Regions from separate parts of the Homo sapiens genome. Here region 1 is linked to region 2. A link is a loop called in an ENCODE intact Hi-C map of the cell type or tissue named here. Cell type or tissue: OCI-LY7. All regions are shown on one strand. Each heading gives the region's core, and the rest is flanking DNA. Links, peaks and the distances in the headings are about the cores only.

Region 1 (11,142 bases), core at 2,017-10,016, 230 kb before region 2:
CGAGTAGCTGGGATTACAGGTGCGGGCCACTATACCCAGCTAATTTTTGTATTTTCAGTAGTGATGGGGTTTCACCATGTTGGTCAGGCTGGTCTTGAACTCCTGACCTTAGGTGATCCACCTGCCTCAGCCTCCCAAAGTGCTGGGATTACAGGCGTGAGGCACCACGCCTGGCCTGTCAATTGCCTCCTTTCTAGTCTTAGTCCAGTGGGTAACCTTGGCTACCAACTTCAGTTGAGGGCTCCCCAGACCTGTGCATGCCCCAAGCACTGACTCAGAATAACCAGGCTGTGGGTGGCATGCAGTTCAGCCTGCTGGGGTTTGTGCTTGTGTATCCCAGAGCATCCCTGGCTAACTGTATATTGTGTAAGATAAAAAATATAAAGCATCCAGCACAGTACTTAGCCTGCTGTGGTTGGCATTTAGTGAATGTTAACTTTCCTTCCCTTAATCCCATTCCCTCAACTGGCAAAAGGAAGGGGGATGCTGTGTGTCTTTTCCTTGAGACTCAGGCACCTGGGATCCCAAGCACAGCAGGAGGATCTCTCGAGACACAAAAAAGAACTCCTTGCTGGGCGTAGTGGCTCACAACTGTAATCCCAGTACTTTGGGAGAGCAAGGTGAGGGGATCCCTTGAGCCCAGGAGTTTGAAACCAGCCTGGGCAACATGGTGAAACCCAGTCTGTACAAAAAACACAAAAATTTTCCAGGATGGTGGCGCATGCCTGTAGTCCCAGCTACTAGGGAGGCTGAGGTGAGAGCATCACTTGAGCCCGGGAGGTCGAGGCTGCAGTGAGCTGAGATTGTACACAGCACTCCAGCCTGGGCAACAGAGCGAGACTCTGTCCCAAAATAAAACAAAAAACAAAAAACCTTAAACTGTAGTAGAATGGAGGCTTACTGGCTCTTCTCTTAGGAGAGCAGTGGCTGTGGGAGGAGGAACAGTGGGGTGGGTGGAGAAGGCTCAGTGAAAAAAAACAGCAGGCAGGAAAAACTGGGCCACTGCAGACTTCCCCTACTTTTGTTTTTCTCCCTTTCAGATTAATCAGATTTTTTTTTTCAGCTTGGAAAAAAGGTCTCCGCAGACACACCTGTGCCTTGTTTATAAATGGGATTCAGGTCTCTTTGATATATAATCTCTAGCGTCACTGAGTAAATAGTCCTGTGTCTGCCCGACCTGCAGGCTGCTCCCCAAAGCAGAGCTGGGGTTCTCTGAGGAGGGGCTGGGCGCTTCTGCTATGGGGAGGTGGTTTCATGTTGGGGCAGGGCTGCAGGCAGGGAGGGCTGTCCCCTACCATGGGAATGTGTAAGAGCCATGTTTTGTCGCCATATTCCTGCTCCCTGGGATTGAGTCCGGCCCTGGGAAGTCAAGGCAGAGATGGTGATGCCCCTTCCCCTCTGGAGCCGTGTTGCTAACAGAGGCCAGCTGCTCCCTGTGTTGTGCGGCAGGAGAGGCTGACGGCTGCTTAGCTCTGACTTACCGAGGGCTTGGTTGATTCCACGGTGCTTTGAGAGAGCCATGAGGAATCCATAGAAGGTCAGTCTCTGAACATTGCTGAGGGCCTCTTTGACAAGTGCTGGGGGTGGGCAGCTAAGAAGGAGAGATGCCACATTCAGAGCCTAGCCAGCCTCAGGGCCACCTCTGCATCCATACTTTCAGGTTCATGAGGATACCCACAGCCAAGCCAGGGACCTGCCTTGGGAGCCCCAAGGCCCTGGGGGATCAGGCCTTCACTATGGTCAGGAGGGGCTGGCATGTTCACTAACTGGTGCTTTCACCGGGGTGGGGAGTGGGGGTGGGAAATGGCTACGGGAAACCAAACCTGTTGCTCAGTCCCTAAGGGTACTTGTGCCACACAGGACAGCTTACCCCTCTCTTTGTGTAGAAAAGTTTTATACAAGGAGTACTCTTTCCTTCTCTCTAAAATGTTAAGGCCAGTCTGTCACCCAGTAAATTGGTCAACTACAGTGGTCTTGCCTGAGTGAAAGCAGTCCTTTTGAAGTGAGCTAATTGAGAGCCTTTCAGTCAACAACTGGTTTGGGGGCAAATGGCACTGTTACATTATGACCAGCAAGGGCCCTAGAATGCCTGGGCCGCGCAGAACATCCTGCGGAGCTCTGTTCCGCAGCCAGCAGTCCGACCCCCTGGGGCTGGGGGGCTGGGGGCTGCATGCCCGTTCCTCACCTGTACTTGTGCCGATCACACAGGTTTTCCAGACACTGGTAGAACAGCGACGCCTCCACGCCCTCCAGCGTGCCGGCCCCGCCCAAGGCAGGTCGTTGGCGGTGCTGCCCACTGGACGACGTCGGCACAATCACTGTGTTGGGGTTCTTGCCTGACAGCAGGTCCTCATAGATGGCAGCCACACTGTCCAGGAATTCTGGAACCGTGGGGGTGGGGGTGTGGGTGTGGACGGCTCAGGCAGGGAGGACATGTTTTGTCTGTTCACTATGTCTTCCCTTCTCTGTCAGCCCAGTTCCACACCAGCCTCAGTGCTCAGGGCATGGTGTCCTGAGAGCAGAAGTTCTCAACCTTGTTTGACAACACATTGATGAGAGATGACACTAATCTGTGTTTTTGCTCAAATGTCCCATCCTTGGCTCAGTTGTTCCTGGACCAGGTGAGACCTGCCATTGCACACTTTCATAGCACCATAGGCTTTTTTTTTTCTGGCACTTAGCCAGTGAGGAGCTTTCTGTGTCATTAATTGTCTAATCTGTCTCCTTGCTGGAATGCACAAAGGCGGGGTCATGCCTTGTTGGCCTCTCCTGCCTAGCACTGTGCTTGGCACATATTAAGGCCATAAATATTTTTTGGAGGAGTGAACATGAGTATGCTCCCACTGGTAAGCCCCATGGTGTGTGGCCACCTGCCTCTCTACCTCAAGAAAGCGTGTTGGAATACCAGCGAGGAACAGAGAAAGCCTGAAAGCTGCTGATGAGTCAGTCATTTGAAATGGTTTTCAAATTTCGTAGTTGAGCCATTGTTAGAACTGCTGACTTATGGCCCATCTCGTCTCTACACACACCGCTGGGCAGTGTCAGTAATGCTCCCAGCCCAATGTGGTGGCTGTCCCATCCCTCTGGGGGTGCTGTGAGAAGAGGGCTGGGGAGACAGTGAGGGAAAAATGTTCTCCCAGACATGGCTGCTCCTTCTCTAGGGCCCAAGAGCTTCAGAGAAATGGGAAATGACTGGTGCTGCTAAGAGCAGGTGGCGAGACCCCAGGCTCCAGCCCCTAACTGTACAGCCCTTGGGCTGCCATCAAGTAAACAGAATGTGGCGCCCAAATGAGGCCAGGGCTGGCTGGGGACACCAGTTGGCAGGAAGGCCACCTCTAGGATCTAAGGACAGCCTTCTATTTACTGGAAGAGCCTGTTTTAAGCAAGTTTGTTTATGAACACAGTCAGCAATTTGTAAACCCGGCACTCCATTTGATGTCTCTGTGCGTGAGCTGGTGTATATTTATATTTATTTGTCTATATTTATTCCATCTGATTCCAGAGAGACTTAAGGGTGCAGCTGTGTGAATTGGGGAGCAGAGTGGGAGTGTGACAAAGGACTGGTGTATGCTTTTTTAAAGCTGTGGGGTGGAGGAGAATGTGCACCCAAACGCACGATCAGTTGCCAAGGGAGAGACCCTTGAAGGCAGTAAAATAGCAGCGAGGTTGGGAACGCTGGCTTTGGAGTCAGCCTTCAGGTCTGGTCTCCACCACTTATGAGCTGCATGACTGGCTACTACTTCTGTGAGCTTGTCTCTGAAAGGACTCTCTCTCAAGGCTGTTGTCAAGATTAAAGTCAGTGCTGTGCCTGGGACATAGTAAGTTTTCAGTAAGCAGTGAATGCTGTGGATGCTATGGATGTTGTTATTGTCATTATCACTTAAACTGATTTGTTGCGTTGCTGACTGAAAACACTGCGGTGTTCAGTGTCTTCAGGAGGCTGAGGAAGTCGGCTCTGCAGACTGAATCTTGTGACCACCACTGAACACTAGACATCCTGTTAGCGACCCGCAGTGAAGCACACCCCCAAAGGAAGTGGGGAAGAGAAACGTGTGTGCCAGGCACACAGATGGGCAGGGCAGCAGGGCAGGACAGGGAGACAGGGTCCTGTGCGGAGCCAGATGGAGCCCCGGAACACTCACCTGAGTAGTAAAACTGGATCTGGAAGGCAAAGAGGAAATCTGAAAAAGACATCAAGCAGTCCATGGCATCGTCCATGAGCACAATCCTGAAGGGGAAAGAGAGAATCTGAGAGAGAGAATGGGGGAGAGGTTTAAGGAGGGGAGGGAGAGAGGGAGAGGGAGGAAGGGAAAAGTGCGGGGGAGAGGGAGAGAGAGAGCTGTTCCTGGGCCGCCAGTCTCCCCTGGGGCAGCAGGACATTTAGGAGAGGGCTCCCAAAAGCAAGCTCCTCCCAGTCACCTCACTGCTCCATCAATTGGACTCTGCCACCAAACTGAACTGACCACACTGTACCCAGAGCGGGCTCCCGGTTCAGTCTCAGTGGCACCAGCTAGCGGATGGAGCATGGGCAGGGGGTGGCGAGGAGAGGGTGCAACTGTAATGCAGCCAAGGTTTCTTTTCATATACTTAAGCAGTAAATCCTTTCATTCTGCCGTGAGGACCATTTAGTTCAGAATAAATACAGCTGATCAGAAAAGGCAAAAAGAACAGCTAAGGGGTTTAAAGGGTCTTGGCAAGTGGTACTGAGATTTAATAAGCTACCAAAGGGCCAGAACAGCGACAGACACCGCCACCCTGGGGCACAGATGGCAGACAAGGGGAGAGGGCAAAGAGCTATTGGGGAATCTGCACTTGTGAGGGTCAAAACCCACACTCATCTTGTGCTGCCGCCCTGCTCCTCCTTGCATCCATGTTCACAGGTTGCCCACCCAACGGTTTTCCTGTCTCTAGTCCCTCCCACTGAGGACCCACCTCACAGGAAGAAAACCGTCTGACTCATAAAGGGATCCGACCAAGGCTATGTTCATCCTCTGCTCAGCACCTCATCTGAGCCAGGACAAGAAGAGAAGGAAACGAGCGTTTGCTGGGCTCCATCACATGCCAGGCAGGCGCCAAGCTATCAGATGGGGTGGGGCGGGCCCCCAATCTGTTTCTGATCAGGTCCTTCTGGCTTTATCTTTCTTTTTTTCTTTTTTCAGTTGTTTTTGGCCAGGCGCGGTGGCTCATGCCTGTAATCCCAGCACTTTGGGAGGCCGAGATGGGTGAATCATTTGAGGTCAGGAGTTCGAGACCAGCCTGGCCAACATGGTGAAACCCCACTTCTACTAAAAATAGAAAAATTAGCTGGGCATGGTGGGCACCTGTAGTCCCAGCTACTCAGGAGGCTGAAGCAGGAGAAGCGCTTGAACCTGGGAGGCGGAGGTTGCAGTGAGCGGAGATCACACCACTGCACTCCAGCCCGTGAGACAGAGAGAGACCCTGTCAAAAAAAAAACAAAAAAAGTTTTCTTTTGCTCTCTCATATTTTTCTAAATCTCTCTCCACTTCCCTGAGTCAGAGGTTTCCCAGACTGGCAACTGGATCAGCCCCAGAGAAAGCCAGGATTGCTCACTGCTGGGGAAAGGGCTTCACAGAGACTACGATATTGTGGTGCCACTCCCTTTGCTGCGATCTTCCTGAAGAGAGACAGTGGTTCCTGCCTAGTCTTTATTGTAATACAGATAACAATAGAAGCAGGTGCCATTTCCTGAGTGCCCTACTGCGTGGCAGGCTATTGAGGTATTTAACTGCATTCGTTAAATTTTATCCCACAACAATCCTACAGGTGGGTCTTATTATTTCCATTCTACACGTGAAGAGTCTGAGGCTCAGAGGTCAGCCTGCCAAAGTCACACACACAGCTGGGGAGCTTGCTGGACTCCACAGGCCACACATCTTCCATGAGAGCACACTGCCTCTTTGAAAATAAAGCTGCAGAGCAAAAACACTAACATTTTACCTCCTAGTTTCTGTGGCTGATTTATTTTCTTTCTTGTTACTGATATGTTAGGCATCTCCTGGGGAGAACGACAGCTGCCTCCACCACCAGAGTTCAACACTAGAATTCCAGCTGGAAGAAATTCAAGGCTGGAGGGCGGGAAGAAGCAGTGCCGCTGAGGGCCACAAGAGGGTGCCCTGGTCCCTCTGTCAGTAGTTCACAGGACTAAGTGCAGTGCCAAAGGCCAAGTGGTTACCCCATCTCATAACCCAAGGAAAACCCAGGCAGCAGAACAGCTCCCTCCCCACCCAGATGGCAGAATCTGTTTTGACATCTGGATTGAGGGAGCAGGGAGACAGCAGAGAGCGGGCAGCTAGAGAGGACTGGGGTTAGCAAAGACCTCCAAACTGCAGAGGAAGAGTGAGCTCCCCCGGGAGCGCTCAGGGAGCAAGGGCCACCAGCACCTCAAAGCTTTTCCTTGGCAGGCTCAGCAGGGCAGGCAAAGGCTCTGGACATGAGAAGCCACTGACTTTCCTTTACTGCCCTGTTCTCAGGACAGCTGGAGCCCCAATAGTCTAAAGTGAATTACGACAGAACAGCACTGGGCTGTGAATATCCCCAAGCAGGAAACCACCAGGGAGCCCAAGGCTTTCCCCGTGTTCCATGGCTTCTGTTGATCATCAGTTGGAACACAGCACTCCCATAGCAGCAACTTCCACTTGCTATTTATTTACATTGTGATATAATGACACACCATAAAAGTCACCCTTTAAAAGCGTACAATTCAGTTTTTTAGTATATTCACAAAGTAGCGCCACCATCACCACTGTCTAATTACAGAAGTTACCTCCATTTGCAATTCTCACCAATAGGCCCATTCCAGAGCCTGCCTCGGAGCAGAAGCTTGAGCTCGTACTTCCCAAAGGGCTACCCCTGCCTCGCAGCCTCGCGGAAGCCTTAATGCTGAGTGCCACTAGCATCTTCCTCTTTCAGCCACAGATGGGACTAGAAGCTATAAACAGGGCACACCCTTCCAGCCTCAGAAGTGGTCTGCAGCTTTCTGCTAGGGGCCATCTTGACCTCAAACATCAGCAGTCCCTTTGGAGATGGGCCGTTGCAGAAGAGGGGGCGCACACCGTGGGAGGGTAGGAGTGTCCGTCAGAGCAGGGCAGCCCTGCAGGTGCCCTTAATACGGGTAACAATAGAGGCATTTTTTTTTTTTTTGAGTCTTGCTCTGTTGCCCAGGCTGGAGTGCAGTGGTGCAGATCGGCTCACTGCAACCTCCGCCTCCTAGGTTCAGGTGATTCTCCTGCCTCAGCCTCCCTAGCAGCTGGGATTACAGGTGCCTGTCACCATGCCCGGCTAATTTTTGTATTTTTAGTAGAGACAGGGTTTCACCATGTTGGCCAGGCTGGTCTCGAACTCTTGACCTCAAGTGATCCGCCTATAGAGGCAGGTATCTTTCCTGAGTACCCTACCTCATGGCAGGCTATTAAGGCATTTGACTACATTAATTAAATTTTATTCTACAACAGTCCTACGGGTGGGTCTTATTGTTATTTCCATTCTACAGGTGAAGAGTCTGAGTCTCAGAGACTGGGGAGCTGAAACATATGCCGAGCAGGAGGGAGTAGGGGGCGAGTGAAGCGGGTGCAGACAGAGGCGAGGGCTTTCTTTCTGGGGGACATGTGGCTGGATCCCAGCAGCACATGTATAAAGGACTGAGGGTTTTTTTTCAACTGCAAGAAGTAAGACTGGCTACCTTTTAAAAAGCCAAATGGATCCGAGCTTGTGTTAACAGCAACACCGGCTATGACTCTCCTCAACCAGAAACGCTGGGCATACTAGACATCCTGGAAACTTCCCCCCGCCACCCTCTGCTCCAAGCCAATCAACCAGTCACCAAGTCCTATCAATGCTATTGCTGAAATTTCTCTTGAATCCATCTACTTCTTTCCACGTCCACAGCCACCATCCTACCCCCAGCCTTCACCTCTCTTTTCTTGATGATGGCATGACCTCCTACCCAGTTTCCCTGCAACTACTCCTCTTGCTTTTTTTTTTTTGAGATGGAGTCTCACTCTGTCACCAGGCTGAAGTGCAGTGGCTCACTGCAACCTCCGCCCCCTAGGTTCAAGCGATTCTCCTGCCTCAGCCTCCCGAGTAGTACTGGGACTACAGGCGTGCGCCAGCATGTCCAGCTAATTTTTGTATTTTAGTAGAGACGGGGTTTCACCATGTTGGCCAGGATGGTCTTGATCTCTTGACCTCATGAGCTGCCCACCTAGGCCTCCCAAAGTGTTGGGATTACAGGCGTGAGCCTTCTTCTAATTGAGTATCCATCCTGTGGGCAGAAAGATTTTCCTAAAATGTGAATGTGACCATTTTACCATTGTGTTGGAAACCCTTCACAGAGGCCGGGCACAGTGGCTCATGCCTGTAATCCCAGCTACTCAAGAGGCTGAGGCTGGAGAATCGCTTGAACCTGGGAGGTGGCCATGTCAGTGAGCCAAGCTTGTGCCACTGCACTCCAGCCTGGATGACAGAGCAAGACTCCATGTCAAAAAAAAAAAAAAAAAAAAACCTTCACAGTCTTCCCATTGCCCTTAGGACACGTTCCCCCATTTGGATCTGGCCTGTGAGCCCGCTCCATCTGCCCCCTGCCTCCCTCGACTCCCCCACTGCATTCTGGCCACACTAGTCCTTCCATCCTCCCTGAAGCTGTCCTTACTCATGCCCTCCAGACAAGTCTGTCCCTCTAGCCATAATGCTCCCTGTCCCTTCTACCCATGATGCTCCCTGCCCTCCATGCCTCCTCCTCACCTACCGGATATCTCCATATTCTTCAGGCTGAAGCCTCCACAGCATCTCTTGGGGAAGATGAAAGAGGAAAGCACCTTTTCTAACCCAGCCTAGAATAGGCCCCCCTGCTACTGGCTTCTGCAGTTCTCGGAAACCTCCTCACACTGTTGTCTTTGTCCTGGGAACATAAGATCTACCAAGTGACACCTCTGTCTCCCTGCTTGTGGCTTGACTCTGGTATGGTGTCTGGCACATAGTAGGCACTCAGTCAACGTCTGTTGAATGAAGAAATGCATGAACAAATGAGTGAGAGAAGCCACGGTCCCCTTTTCCTCTGGCCAGGTGGCACCTGGAGCAGTTTCTTAATCCCTCTCATAAAGATACTTACAATCTTTATGGAGAATGCAGACATTCAGAGGGATTAAGAAACTTGGCGAAGGTTACAAGCTAGGAGCAAAAGAGCTGTCATTCAAATACTACTACCTTCAGGTCTGGACAGTCCGTTTAAGGGGAGTAAACTAGAGTCCTGGAGAAGAGGGTCAGGCTGATGGACAGTCTAAAAACCAGGATACTGGATAAATGGCTGCATTTAGATCTTTTGCTTAGAAGTGAAGACTAGGGAGGAAGTGAAGGCTGAGACCCAACTCTCAAAGGACTGCCTCTTGGGGAGATGCCACGGGGATCTAGAGTTTGGCTCTAGAGACATTTTCAAGCTGCTTAGTTCTAGGATTGTGGCTGATTTGTAAAGGAATGAGATGTGTATTGCCAGAAATGTTCAAGCAGAAGTTTGAAGGCTCATACTTCCCAAAGGGCTTCTTCCAGCTCTGACAGTGTTGTCCCAAGGGTGGACAGAACTAACAGCTCCTCCTGTTAGTGTTAAATCTAGTGGGGGGACAGTTTGATGTTCAGAGGTCTATGGCTGCAGAAGACTTACTGAAAGGTGCTTTTAATCACATCATATGCTGTGCTGTCTGTCTCCAAATGAATGCTGAGACCATGAAAGTTCTAGGCATCTGTGTCTTTAACCCACCTATGGGATCTTTCTGGCTGTGGGCATCTGCATCTTGCTTTGGAATCTCAGCAGAACTATGGGAAAAGGCAAGCAGGAAGCTCCTGGTCTGTCTTTGCCTCTTTGCCTTTGCCTGCAACCCTTCTATCCCCACAGACAGCTCCTTCCTTCTGAACTCAAGCTCATTGCCACTCCCAGAGGGCTCGGGAAAGAATCTTCTTGGAGACGAGGTCATCCCCATGTGCTGTTTTCCAGTTGCTGGCAGTTGGCTCAACACCCCTTCCTGCCAGAGGCCTTCTGCTAACGTGCCAGCTGCTTCTGACACCTGGAGGTGCCCGGCCGCCCCTGCTTTGAAGTGGAGCCAACAGGGAGCTGCTGCCAGTGAGAGTCTGCACAAATCTATTGGATCATGGAGGGACCCTTGCGGACCATGCCTCCGGGCTAGAGAGAGGGACTCTTGGGGAGAAGTAGAGGCACTTTGGTTCAGGCTGTGCTGAGCAGAACCATGTGTGGGGTGGAGCCTAGGACAGGCAACTGGAGTGGAGAAAGAGCACGTGGCTGGTCTGAGAGACTGGCCACTTTCTCCCTCCCCTGCTGACTTCCAGCAGCTGGGATAGGCAGTCTGGCTGGGAGTTCTAAGGGTGCCAAGGAAGCAACAGCTTCCAGCCTGAACCTACTGACTTGCCAACTTCCTATTCACCCCTAATTAGGGTCAGTTTCCCTGGTCTAGTGGCACGGGCTGCACCGGTTTTCCTGAAGTTCTGGATTAGTTGACCCCAGGATTAAGTCCTAGTTCCACTACTCACTGGCCAAGTGACAATTTCCCTCTGAGCCTCAGTTTCCTCATCTGTGAAGAGGATATAATCATAGTTCCTGTTTCCCAGGATTCTTGTGGAGAGTCAGCATGATGATGTTATATATGCTAGTGTCTAACAGGTGCTCAGAATGAGCGCCGGCTGTAATCAGTAAGTATATTCTATCTGGTTTAAAGTGCTGGGAGAGCCCAAAAGAGCAAATAAAAATAGAGCCCAGAGGAAATGCGTGCTGCCAGCATCCACCAGGCAGAGGTCTCAGGCAGAAGCCAGCGATCTAGTTTCCAGTTTACTTTTGGGGGAAGCCAGCCCTCAGCCACGGCCAGAAAGAAGAGCCACTTTCCATGACTGGACTTCTTTGAGGAGGTCACATGACTAGTGTCAGTCATGTGGTGGCTGGAGGGTGTCCCCAAATCAAGGTGTCAGTCATGGGGTGGCTGAAGGGTGTCCGCAAGTCAAGGTGTCAGTCATGGGGTGGCTGGAGGGTGTCCTCAGGTCAAGGTGTCAGTCATGGGGTGGCTGAAGGGTGTCCCCAGGTCAAGGTGGCAGTCATGGGGTGGCTGAAGGGTGTCCCCATGTCTG
Region 2 (11,142 bases), core at 3,097-11,096:
TCAAAGTTCCACAAATCTCTAAGGCAGGGGCAAAATGCCTCCAGTCTCTTTGCTAAAACATAACAAGAGTCATCTTTGCTCCAGTTCCCAACAAGTTCCTCATCTGCATCTGAGACCACCTTAGCCTGGACTAAGCTTATGGTTCACATCACTATCAGCATTTTTGTCAAAGCCATTCAACAGGTCTCTAGGAGGTTCCAAACTTTCCCACATTTTCCTGTCTTCTTCTGAGCCCTCCAAACTGTTCCAACTTCTGCCTGTTACCCAGTTCCAAAGTCGCTTCCACATTTTCTGGTATCTTTTCAGCAATGCCCCACTCTACTGGTACCAACTTACTGTATTAGTTCGTTTTCATGCTGCTGATAAAGACATATCTGAAACTGGGAACAAAAAGAGGTTTAATTGGACTTACAGTTCCACATGGCTGGGGAGGCCTCTGAATTGTGGCAGGAGGCAAAAGGCACTTCTTACATGGTGGCGGCAAGAGAAAAATGAGGAGGAAGCAAAAGCGGAAACCCCTGATAAACCCATTAGATCTCGTGAGACTTATTCACTATCACAAGAATAGCATGGGAAAGACCAGCCCCCATGACTCAATTACCTCCCCCCTGGGTCCCTCCCACAACACGTGGGAATTCTGTGAGATACAATTCAAGTTGAGATTTGGGCGGGGACACAGGAACTTATCAAAAAGAATGAATATCCACACAGCTTCAAAATGGGTTTAGATAAATCCATTGATGATAGTTCCATATAGTCCTTAAGGGCAACTAGAATCTAGTATGTTATGGTACTGTTGTTTTGAGGGGGACATCAAAGGACAACCCTGACAAATCCATTTAGAGTCACCGTCAGAGGCATAAACCTAAACTAGATAGAATTTAGGCTCTGTCCTGACATTGTAATTATTTTGCTCTTTGGGGAATATTTTCTTAAGAATATTTAAGTTAATTTATTAAGCTTTTCTTAAGTCTCTTAGGAGACAGAGATTTTAGATTTCAGTTTTTTAAAATAAGTGCATTAATGCACATCTATAGTCCCAGTTACTCAGGAGACTGAGGCAGGAGGATCACTTGAGGTCAGGAGTTCAAGACTATAGTGTGCTGTTATTGCACCTGTGACTAGCCCCTGCTCTCCAGCCCGGGCAACATAGTGAAAGCATATCTCTAAAACAATAAAAATAATTTTAAAAAAGTAAAACCAGATGTAAACCTACTACCTAGCCCATCTCTCTCCTGGGAAAAGTATCATTTGTCTAGAGACAAAGGTATAAAAAGAATAGAAAGATGAATTTTAAAAACAGTACAATCGCTCCCTTGTAGTTTATAGAAACTCTGTCACTGCTCATTGAATAAACAGATATAAAAAATATAAAGGGCATTTAATTCAGAAACAATTTTCAGTAACAGTTGGTTATTGAGAGGTCCCCTCTCTTGGGCAGATTGCTTGAGGTCAGGAGTTCGAGACCAGCCTGGCCAACATAGCGAAACCCCATCTCTACTAAAAACACAAAAATTAGCCGGGCGTGGTGGCGCATGCCTGTAGTTCTAGCTACTCAGGAGGCTGAGGCAGGAGAATCGCTTGAACCTGGGAAGCAGAGGTTGCAGAGAGCTGAGACTGTGCCACTGCACTCCAGCCTGGGAGACAAAGCAAGACTCTGTCTCAAAAAAAAAAAAAAAAGAGGTCCCCTCTCTGCTTTCCTTAATCACCCGATGTTCTTCTAGCCACACAAGAGTATTGATCATTTTCCAAACATGGCAGCCACTTGCAAATGCCTTTGTTGATGCCATTTCTTCCATCTGGAATATGTGCCCCCTCCTCATTTTTTCCTTTACTTACCTGGTGAAATTTCCCCCACCTTTAATGCCCAGCTACTCCAAATTTAAAGGTCCTCGCTTCTCTGTTTCCGCAGTCCTTTATACATTACATCTATTGCCCTATCATTGCTTTTGAAGTCTTCCTCTCCTCTAGATTCTGAGCTTCTTAAAGTTATGAAGCCTATCTTTTTCTTTTCTTTTTTTTTTTTTTGAGACAGGGTCTCCCTCTGTTGCCCAGGCTGAAGTGCAGTGGCATGATCACAGCTCACTGCAGCCTCAATGCTCCCAGCTTAAGCCATCCTCCCATCTCAGCCTCCTGAGTATCTGGAACAACAGACACGCACCACCACATCTGGCTATTTTTTTTTTTTTTTTTGCAGAGATGGGGTCTCCTTCTCTTGCCTAAGCTGGTCTCAAACTCCAGGCCTCAAGTCATCCTCCCCGTTTGGCCTCCCAAATTGCTGGGATTACAGGCGTGAGCCACCACACCTGGCCCTATGGACCTTATCTTATTCATCTTTGTATTTCCCTGGCCCTAGCTGACTGTCTGCTTTTCATTCATTTACCAAAAATTTATTGAGCAATATGTGTTAGGCACTATTCATAGGTGCTGGAGAATTAAAAAAAAAAAAAATCCCTGCTCCATTGGAGTTCATCTAATAGTGATCAGATAGACAAATATAAATACACAACAACAAACAAGATTATTTCAAAGAATGATAAACCCTGTGGAGAAAATAAAATAGGATAAAGGCAGTAAGTGAGAATGAGGCAACTTTAGGGTGATAAGGTGAGACATCTCTGAAGGTGAGGCTTCTCTGAGGTCGTGATATTGAGCTGAGACCAGTCACAGGAAGGGTCTAGATGAACAGCATTTGACTTCTTTTTTTTTTTTTTTTTTTTAGACAGAGTCTCTCTCCCTCTGTCGCCCAGGCTGGAGGCAGTGGCAAGATCTGGGCTCACTGCAACCTCCGTCTCCCGGGCTCAAGTGATTCTACTGCCTCAGCCTCCCAAGTAGCTGGGATTATAGGTGCACATCACCACCCCTGGCTAATTTTTGTGTTTTTAGTAGAGGCGGGGTTTCACCATGTTGGCCAGGCTGGTCTCGAACTCCCGGCCTCAAGTGATCCACCCACCTCGGCCTCCCAACGTGCTGGGATTATAGGCATGAGCCACCGCACCTGGCCTAGGGGAACAGCATTTGAAGTAGAGGAGACACCACATGCACAAGTTGTAGGACAGAAACAATGGCAAGTTGCAGAACTGAAAGGGAGCCAGCGTGGAAAGTGGTCAATGAAATAAGCAGGGCCAGGCGCGGTGGCTCACGCCTGTAATCCCAGCACTGGCCAACATGGCGAGGCCCTGTCTCTACTAAAAATACAAAAATTAGCTGGGCATGGTGGTACTCGGGAGCCTGAGGCAGGAGAATTGCTTGAACTCGGGAGGCAGAGGTTGCAGTCAGCCAAGATCGCACCAATGCACTCCAGCCTTGGCAACAGAGCAAGACTTTGTCTCAAAAAAAAAAAAAAAAAGAAGTAAGCAGATGTCAGGTTATGGAGGACCTTGAAAGTCACATGAGAAGTAAGAATTTTATTCTAAGTGCAACAGGAAGGCATTGGAAAATTTTAAGCCATGATCTGAGTTTTATTTTTATTTTAATTTTATTTTTTGAGACAGGGTTTTGCTCTGTTACCTAGGCTAGAGTGCAGTAGCAGGATCATGGCTCACTGCAGTCTCAACTTCCTGGGCTCAGGTGATTCTCCCACCTCAGCTTCCTGAGTAGCTGAGACTACAGGAACATGTCACCGCGCCTGGCTAATTTTTTGTATTTTTTTGTATTATTTTTTTTTTTGGCAGAGATGAGGTTTCACCATGTTGCCCAGGCTGGTCTTGAACTCCACCAATCCTCCCACCTTGGCCTCCCAAAGTAGTAGGATTACAGGCATGAGCCACTGTGCCAGACCATGAGTTATATTTTTTAAAAAGTCACTCTGGTTGCTGTGCAGAGAACAAATTATAAAGGGGCAAGTGTGAAAACAGAGAGGCCATTTACATAGATGCTTCATTCATATTTGTTATCAAATGAGCATTTATTCATTGATCTGTTTACCCCAACATTCTGAATATATCTTTACTGTTAAAAGAAGCAAGATATACTGAGCTATTTGCTGCAGAGACTCTATATGTGCCCGGTGTGTGAATATCAGGCTTCTAGGAGATGAAAATGGGCCAGAAAGCCCCACCTATCAGGGTGTGCCCCAAGTTAGGCCAGGGATCTGAATCAGCCACATGCCCCAGATCCCGACTGGAGAACCACTGCTGAGCTGGAACATGAAAAATATTGGCACTAGAAATGATGGTGTGGGCCAGGCGCGGAGGCTCACGCCTATAATCCCAGCACTCTGGGAGGCCGAGGTGGGCGGATCACAAGGTCAAGAGATCGAGACCATCCTGGCCAACATGGTGAAACCCCGTCTCTACTAAAAATACAAAAATTAGTTGGGCGTGGTGGTGCTTGCCTGTAGTCCCAGCTACTCAGGCGACTGAGGCAGGAGACTCACTTGAACCCAGGAGGTGGAGGTTGCAGTGAGCCAAGATCGCGCCACTGCACTCCAACCTGGCAACAGAGTGAAGCTCTGTCTCAAAAAAAGAAAAAAAAGAAAAGAAATGGAGGTTTTGAGGGTTTGCAATTTAAAAAAGCACAGAAATGCAAATGACACTATTCTCTCAGGCTTTCACGCTTTCACTGTTTCTGGTCTTCAGTAGTAGCCCCCTGAACCTAGATAAAAGCAAATCTGTTGCTGAAAGTTAGTAAAACTTTTCCTTACATTCTATGAGGTCTTTCCTGGCTCAAGGCCTTTGCACACACTGTTCCTTCTGCCTGGAAGGCCTCATCCACTCCTAGCCTGATGGCTTTTACTCAGCTTAGGTGTCAGTGCCTCTGGCAGGCCTTCCTCGAACCCCCAAACCTAAGTCCAGTCTTTCCTTTCATAGAACCCTGTACTTTTCCCTCAAAGCCTCTAACATTTGTAACTTCAAATTCATTTGTGGGAGCATTTTTTAAATGCTTCTGCAAACTTGCAGCCCCCTTCAACCATCAGACTGTAAGTTCCAGGGACCCAATATATTTATTTGTTCATCATTGCCTCAGAGTGCCTGGCGCATAATATACCCTTTATAAGTAGTTACTGAGTAAGCGAATCCTGAAATTAAGCCTCTCTAAAGCAAATAGGTATAGGATTCTATTAGTCCCCTTAGCTGTGCCTTCTCTTCTAAAGTTTTAAGAACTGGCCGGGCGCAGTGGTTCACGCCTGTCATCCCAGCACTTTGGGAGGCCAAGGTGAGCGGATCACTGGAGACCAGCATGGACAACATAGTGAAACCCTGTCTCTACTAAAAATACAAAAAAAAATTAGCCAGGTGTGGTGGTACATGCCTGTAATCCCACCTACTGGAGAGGCTGAGGCACAAGAATTCCTTGAACCCAGGAGGCGGAGGTTGCAGTGAGCTGAGATCAGGCCAACCTGGGGCCCAGAGGCAGAGACTGCAGTGAACTGAGATCAGGCCAACCTGGGGCCCAGAGTGAGACTCCGTCTCAAAAAACAAAAAACAAAATAAAACAACAACAACAACAACAACAAAAACTTATCTCCATTCACATTGCCTTCAACAAGAAAGTGATTCTGGAAATAAGATAGAGTAATTCTTTGCAGTCTCATGTTTTAATCTTTTAAAGCAGTTTCTCAACCTTGGCACTATTAACATTTTGGGATGGATAATTCTTTGTTGTGGGGGATGCCCTGCTCACTGTAGAAAGTTAAGCACCATCTTTGAAAGTTAAGCACCATCTTTGGCCTCTATTCATTAGATGCCAGTAACATCAACTCCCCAAAATTGCCGGGTGCAGTGGTGCACACCTGTAGTTCTAACTACTTGGGAGGCTGAGGCAGGAGGATCACCTGAGGCCAAGAGTTCAAAGCAGCAGTGTGCTGTAGTTGTGCCTGTGAATAGTCACTGCACTCCAGCCTTGGTAACAGTGAGACCCTGTCTCTAAAAGAAAAAGCATGGTGGCTCACACCTGTAATCTCAGCACTTTGGAAGGCCGAGGTGGGCAGATCACCTGACATCAGGAGTTTGAGACCAGCCTCGTCAACATGGTGAAACCCCATCTCTACTAAAAATGCAAAAATTTGTCGGGCATGGTGGTGCATGCCTGTAATGCCAGCTACTCAGGAGGCCGAGGCAGAAGAATCGCTTGAACCCGGGAGGCAGAGGTTGCAGTAAGCCTACATTGCACCACTGCACTCCAGCCTGGGCAACAGAGTAAGACTACGTCTCAATAACATAAAACAAAATAAAATAAAATAAAAGGGAAGAAGAAAAGAAAGAGAGAAAGGGAGAAAGGGAGGGAAGGAGGAGGAAAGGAAGGAAGGAAGGAAGGAAGAAAGGAAGTCTTTAGATGTTGCCCCATGCCTGCCAATTCACCTGTGGTTGAGAACCACTGTGTTGAAGTGTGAAACTTCAGGCCTTATTCTCTTGTAGAAGAATTACATATAGAAATTCAGGTTGTTGAATGATTCCCGGGTTATAAGAGAATTCTACCAACCCAGTTGGATCAAAATAGTGCCCACCCCTATCTTGTTTCCGTAGCACTCCCTGCGTTTCCTTTGAAAAGACCATTAGTGATGGTCTAATTCAGGGAAATATTCTGATCTTGGGAAGAAAGAATGCTGGGCTGTTCTAGAAAGATGAAGGAAAGGGGTGGTGTTTCTGAGGAAACCAACGCCTCTGAGACCCCTCTGGAATTGGCAGTCCCCTACAACTTTTCTAGGGGCATGTCCCAGAGGACAGTGAAAGGGAGACAAACAGCCCATTCTGGCCTGCTTTTCAGGATCTCTCACTCCAAACAAGAAAGTCTGAGAGGCCTGGTAAAAATAAATATGGCTTAGTACTCCTGGCACAAGAGCAGTCTCTGACAGCCAAGACTTAACTCACCCTAGGGGGTGACCCAGACAGGGACTATGCACGAAGCTAGTTTCTTACCCATTGATATTCCCAGTGACTCACAGCAGCCAGGGATGACTCTGTGCACCAGAACTGTGCTGAACCGTGGAGAAGGACTTGGGATGCACATAGGAAACAGTCTCTCAAGCTGAGTCAGACAGGGACAGCCCGCCTCTCGTTTCTTCTCCAATTCCAGAAAAACAACACAAATCATGCCTCTGGAAAGGAACCTGTCCTTTGCATACAGAGTGGAAACTGTTTATAACTTCTTAATCCCCTGACATTGAAAGTATGGGGACTGCCTATCCTGGATTTCTTTGGGACAACTGTACTGGCTCTACCACAAGTCCCTAGTTTTCAGCTGGAAAAAAATATGGTCTCCAGAATCCCAAGGTCATTCCCAACAGATTTAAAAGCAAGTCTTCGGCCAGGCAGAGTGGCTCACGCCTATAATCCCAGCACTTTGGGAGGCCGAGGCGGGTGGATCACCTGAGGTCAGGAGTTCGAGACCAGCCTGACCAACATGGAGAAACTCCGTCTACGAAAAATACATTAGCCGGACGTGATGGCGCATGCCTGTAATCCCAGCTACCCTACTCGGGAGGCTGAGGCAGGAGAATCGCTTGAACCCGGGAGGCCGAGGTTGCAGTGAGCTGAGATGGCGCCATTGCACTCCAGCCTGGGCAACAAGAGTGAAACTCCGTCTCAAAAAAGAAAAAAAAAGAGCAAGTCTTCATAAGCAACATATATGAAACCCTGAGACCAACCAAACCTGCATTAGGAAATGAGAGGTGGGAAGGAGGATGCTGGGGAATCAGCCTCTACTTTTGACGTTTTTTCCTCCTTGGATTTTAGGCTGTGGTAACTGATCGAGGCCAGAAATGTTGACAGTCTTGCCTAGCCCCAAGATCATGTAAGCCTGACCTGACGCTACTGCCGCCTTCAGTCAGCAAGAAGAACTACACACCCAGAAAATGCTTCAGTAATAGTTACCATGGTGATGCTAGTTCAACCACATTGCATCTGGATAAAAATTTCAGGCAAAACGATATAGAAAACTACTGCCTAACAAGGAGTTAACACCTTACATCTTTTATGTTGTTGTTGTTGCTGTCGCAAAGTATGGTTCATGTTAGCTTTGGTAAAAGATGGTAATTTGAAGTGAAAGTACTGAAAAAAACAAGCAAGGATGAAATGTCAATGTATCCATTTAGAGAAATCTAATAACCACTTTGCACTATGCCAAATTACTTTCCCCTCAGCTAACAGGGGGCATTTGGGTCTTCCTGACTCTATTTACTGGTGAGGAAAGTGAGTTAATGAAATCCATAGATGATCCAAGCCCAAGAAATGCTGGCATATCAGCTGGGAGGGAAAAAAGCGATATACTGGGCCATCAGAAAGTTGGGCATTTGGGCAAAAGGAACAAAACAAGATTCAACCTGGAAAAATGGAAGGTGGTGAAATTAATCCGTATTATTAATATGCATTAGGGAGAGTAGACCACAAAAGGAAGGAAGACTAGAGACAAGTTTATGATTTTATGCAGTAAATCAAAAGTTAAATCTGAGGGAAGGACCTACAGACTGGGGCTGGAAGGAGGCTGAGGGCTTTGTGGGAGTGCAGCTGCCCATGAGGACTCCTTTCCTGACCCCCTCCCTTCCTTGTCAGGATCAGAAAGTCAAAGAAGGTGAAGAGGCTAACAACAGTGATTTACAAAGACAGCAAGGAGGAACTAAGTCTGTATGGGCCGAATCTGGGCCTCTGAGCTGGAGCAACAGGACCCAGACAACCATCTCAGGAAATGAGTGAATGAAAAGGGGCGGGGGGGTCGGTGAATTATTTAGCCCTAGAACAACGCTGCCTAGACCGGGGGAGGCCAGGGAGAAGAAAATCTCCGAAAAGGAATTTTGACAGTGAGAACGCCAGTTAAGATACAGCACTCCAGGCCCCCTGATGTCCCTTGTTTGATGTCAATAAAGACCCAAGAGGATTATGCATCCACAAGCCTTGCGTATTCGCAGACATCAAAAAAGTCTGGACTTGGGGCCGGTAGGCGGGGGCAGGGTCACGTCCAGGCGACTTGGGTCAGCTCAGGTGCTCGTCTGAAGCATAGAGCTGGAGTGAGCGGGGGCGAGACTTGCTGCTAGGATAATTTTTTTTTTTTAAGTTAGGGAAATTTAAGCAGTAGTAATAGCGACAGGGAGGGGGCTCTCTCTCGGGCCAGGAATGTGGGGGCGGCCTGAGGAGGAGCGGGGCCCCGCGCAGGAGGCGCCGGCGGGTGGGGTCGGGGGACCAGGGAGCCGGGGCCGAGGGCGGGAAGGGGCCGGGCCGGCGCTGGGGGCGGGCCCAGGCGCGGTGGCGGTGGCCGGGGCTGCGGCGCGGGGGGCGGGGCGGTCGGGCCCGGGACACCCCCTCCCGGTCCCCTGGCGGGGCAGCGTCGGCTCTGGCAGCACTGGAGGCGGCGGCGGCCCGAGGGCGACTTGCGGGGCGCGCAGGCCGCCGTGCACCCGGGACGCTTCCCCCTCGGGGACCCTCCGCGGGCTTCTCCGCCGCGCCGTCCGGCGGGAGCCGGCGGGACCCCGGGCGAGCGGCGCGGGCGGCACCATGAGGCGGCAGTGGGGCGCGCTGCTGCTTGGCGCCCTGCTCTGCGCACACGGTAAGCGGCGCCCGCCGGGAAAGTTTGTCCCTGGGTCCGGCCGCTGCAGGACTCGCCTCCCGGGACCTGGACGGCGCGGGCCGGGGCCTGAGACCCCTCGCCCTCGCTCCTAGCCGTGGCCCTGGGGCTGCGTGCAGGGGAGAGGACCCGGAGCGGCCCCGGCTCCAGCAGTCCGAGCGGGGGCATCAGCGGAGGCGCTTCCGCGGGTTCGGGTCTGGGCCGGGGCGCGGGTCTGGGCCGGGGCGCGGGTAAGGTCCGGGGCGTTCGTTCGCTCGCCCTCCCTCGCTGCTCTTTCAAGAGCGGGGGCTGCTTCCCTTTCAGGTTAGGTCGGGGGCTCTGTGTCCTTGGTGCGAATGAATGCGTGCGAAGAAAGGGAGGCGGGTGAGGAGGGTCGCTAAACCCATAAATTGTAAATAGCCCTCCTTCCTGGGGCTGGGGGCTCGGGCGGGTTGCGGAGAGAGGCCCCGGTAGAATCTGGTACTTGGGCACCGGGATTCCTCTACTCGGAGAACGATTCCCGGACTCCAGGTCTTGCTCCCACCAAGGGGCTCTGGGGCACTGTTTGCGGGCAGCATCTCCCCTCGGCGGTGTTTCGGGGTCCCTCTCTTGGCTGCGGCCAGTCAGCTTCCAGCCCTGGATCGTCCTAAAGGGAGGTGGTTGGAAAGGGGGCTGAGGAGGAATATAGGGAAGAAACTGCTGGAAGGCTCCCGCAGATCTGCCCTGGCTGGGGTAGGGGGGCAGGGGGCCGGTAACCCTGAACCCCAGAAGGCAGCCGCCGGGCCCTCGCGGCAGGGTCCCAGCCCTCGGGGGAGCTGGACGGCTGCAGCAGGACTCCTTGGTGCCCGTACCCCCTGTTGTGTGGGACTAGGGCTCCGATGGAATCTGCTTCTCCGCGGGCTCTTAACGACCCTGGGTGCACCCCGTGATTGAGCAGCTTTCCCTAGTTTGTGCCCAGAGATCAAAGAACTTTGATCTTTGAACCCCAGCCCTATTCACCCATCGCTATTCATCGTGGCGGGAGTTCCGAGTCTCCCCATTTGCCTCGCAGCCCCGATGAAGGGAGCTGGGGCTCAGAATGGAGGGGTCTGGAGACCCTGCCTGGTCTTTTACCGGTTCTTTCTTTCACGTAGGACAGCTCGTGTGGAAAAAGTCAGTGCAGATTTCCGAACTTGCCTGGCAGGGCGTGGAGATGTCTAGGCACTCGTTTTAAAGATTGGTTTACCTCCCAAATCCAAAACAGAGTTTTCATGTCTCTTATTTAAACTACCTGTGGGTTTTCAGGGGCTTTTTTCCGCGTCCTCTCTAGCGCGGACTGAGCTCTTTCTCTCCGAAGAGCGGTAGCTTGGCCGGCCCACGTTCCGCTCCGCTCTGCGCTCTCCCCTCCCCGGCTCTCTCCTGGAAGGTTATTTGTAGCCTCTTTGGCGTGTTGGGACAGCGGCCCTACTGGGGTAGGAATGTAGCTGTTCTTCCCACCACATGGGCCCCTTAAAGGGACAGCTTTGCTTTTTGGGGGGTTTCCCCCTTCGGGTTGCAAGGAAAGGGGATGGAACTTTCCTCTCAGCCCCCTGGAGGAAGTTTTGAAAAAGATCAAGGGAAATGGCAAGGCACTGGGAAAAAAAAAAAAAATTAGGGTTAAAACGGATACCAACAAAGCCAGAGAGG

What was found. A loop is a pair of places that touch in the nucleus more often than their neighbours do. Peaks named below come from ENCODE experiments on the same cell type or tissue, not always from the same donor. Only the 100,000 strongest peaks of a DNase experiment are listed, where the experiment ranks them.
Region 1: a loop joins it to region 2, with 7 times the contacts of the local background. A loop is called at or near these places in 28 of 110 quality-filtered maps.

Annotation. Positions count from the first base shown.
Region 1 is chr11:47,148,262-47,159,403 of GRCh38, reverse strand. CSTPP1 (centriolar satellite-associated tubulin polyglutamylase complex regulator 1) reads right to left here. Exons shown (of 9, transcript NM_024113.5): 5 at 4,143-4,228; 6 at 2,186-2,381; 7 at 1,482-1,591. LOC124902672 (a long non-coding RNA gene) reads left to right here and starts at 2,378. Exons shown (of 2, transcript XR_007062668.1): 1 at 2,378-2,621; 2 at 4,881-5,957. RefSeq lists an enhancer at 5,995-6,074. In OCI-LY7, for the core only: CTCF peaks have their summits at 5,883 and 6,106 (motif pointing right); DNase peaks (open chromatin) are centred at 3,983, 5,763, 6,153, 7,113 and 2 weaker places; H3K4me3 peaks cover 3,149 bases; H3K27ac peaks cover 7,021 bases.
Region 2 is chr11:46,916,666-46,927,807 of GRCh38, reverse strand. LRP4 (LDL receptor related protein 4) reads left to right here and starts at 9,258. Exons shown (of 38, transcript NM_002334.4): 1 at 9,258-9,480. The coding sequence starts at 9,429. RefSeq lists enhancers at 2,520-3,020, 6,833-7,332, 7,333-7,834, 8,529-9,033, 10,197-11,068 and silencers at 9,094-9,323, 9,334-9,513, 9,524-9,693. In OCI-LY7, for the core only: CTCF peaks have their summits at 7,552, 7,752 and 11,033 (motif pointing left); DNase peaks (open chromatin) are centred at 7,757, 8,567, 9,307 and 9,437; H3K4me3 peaks cover 3,244 bases; H3K27ac peaks cover 1,309 bases.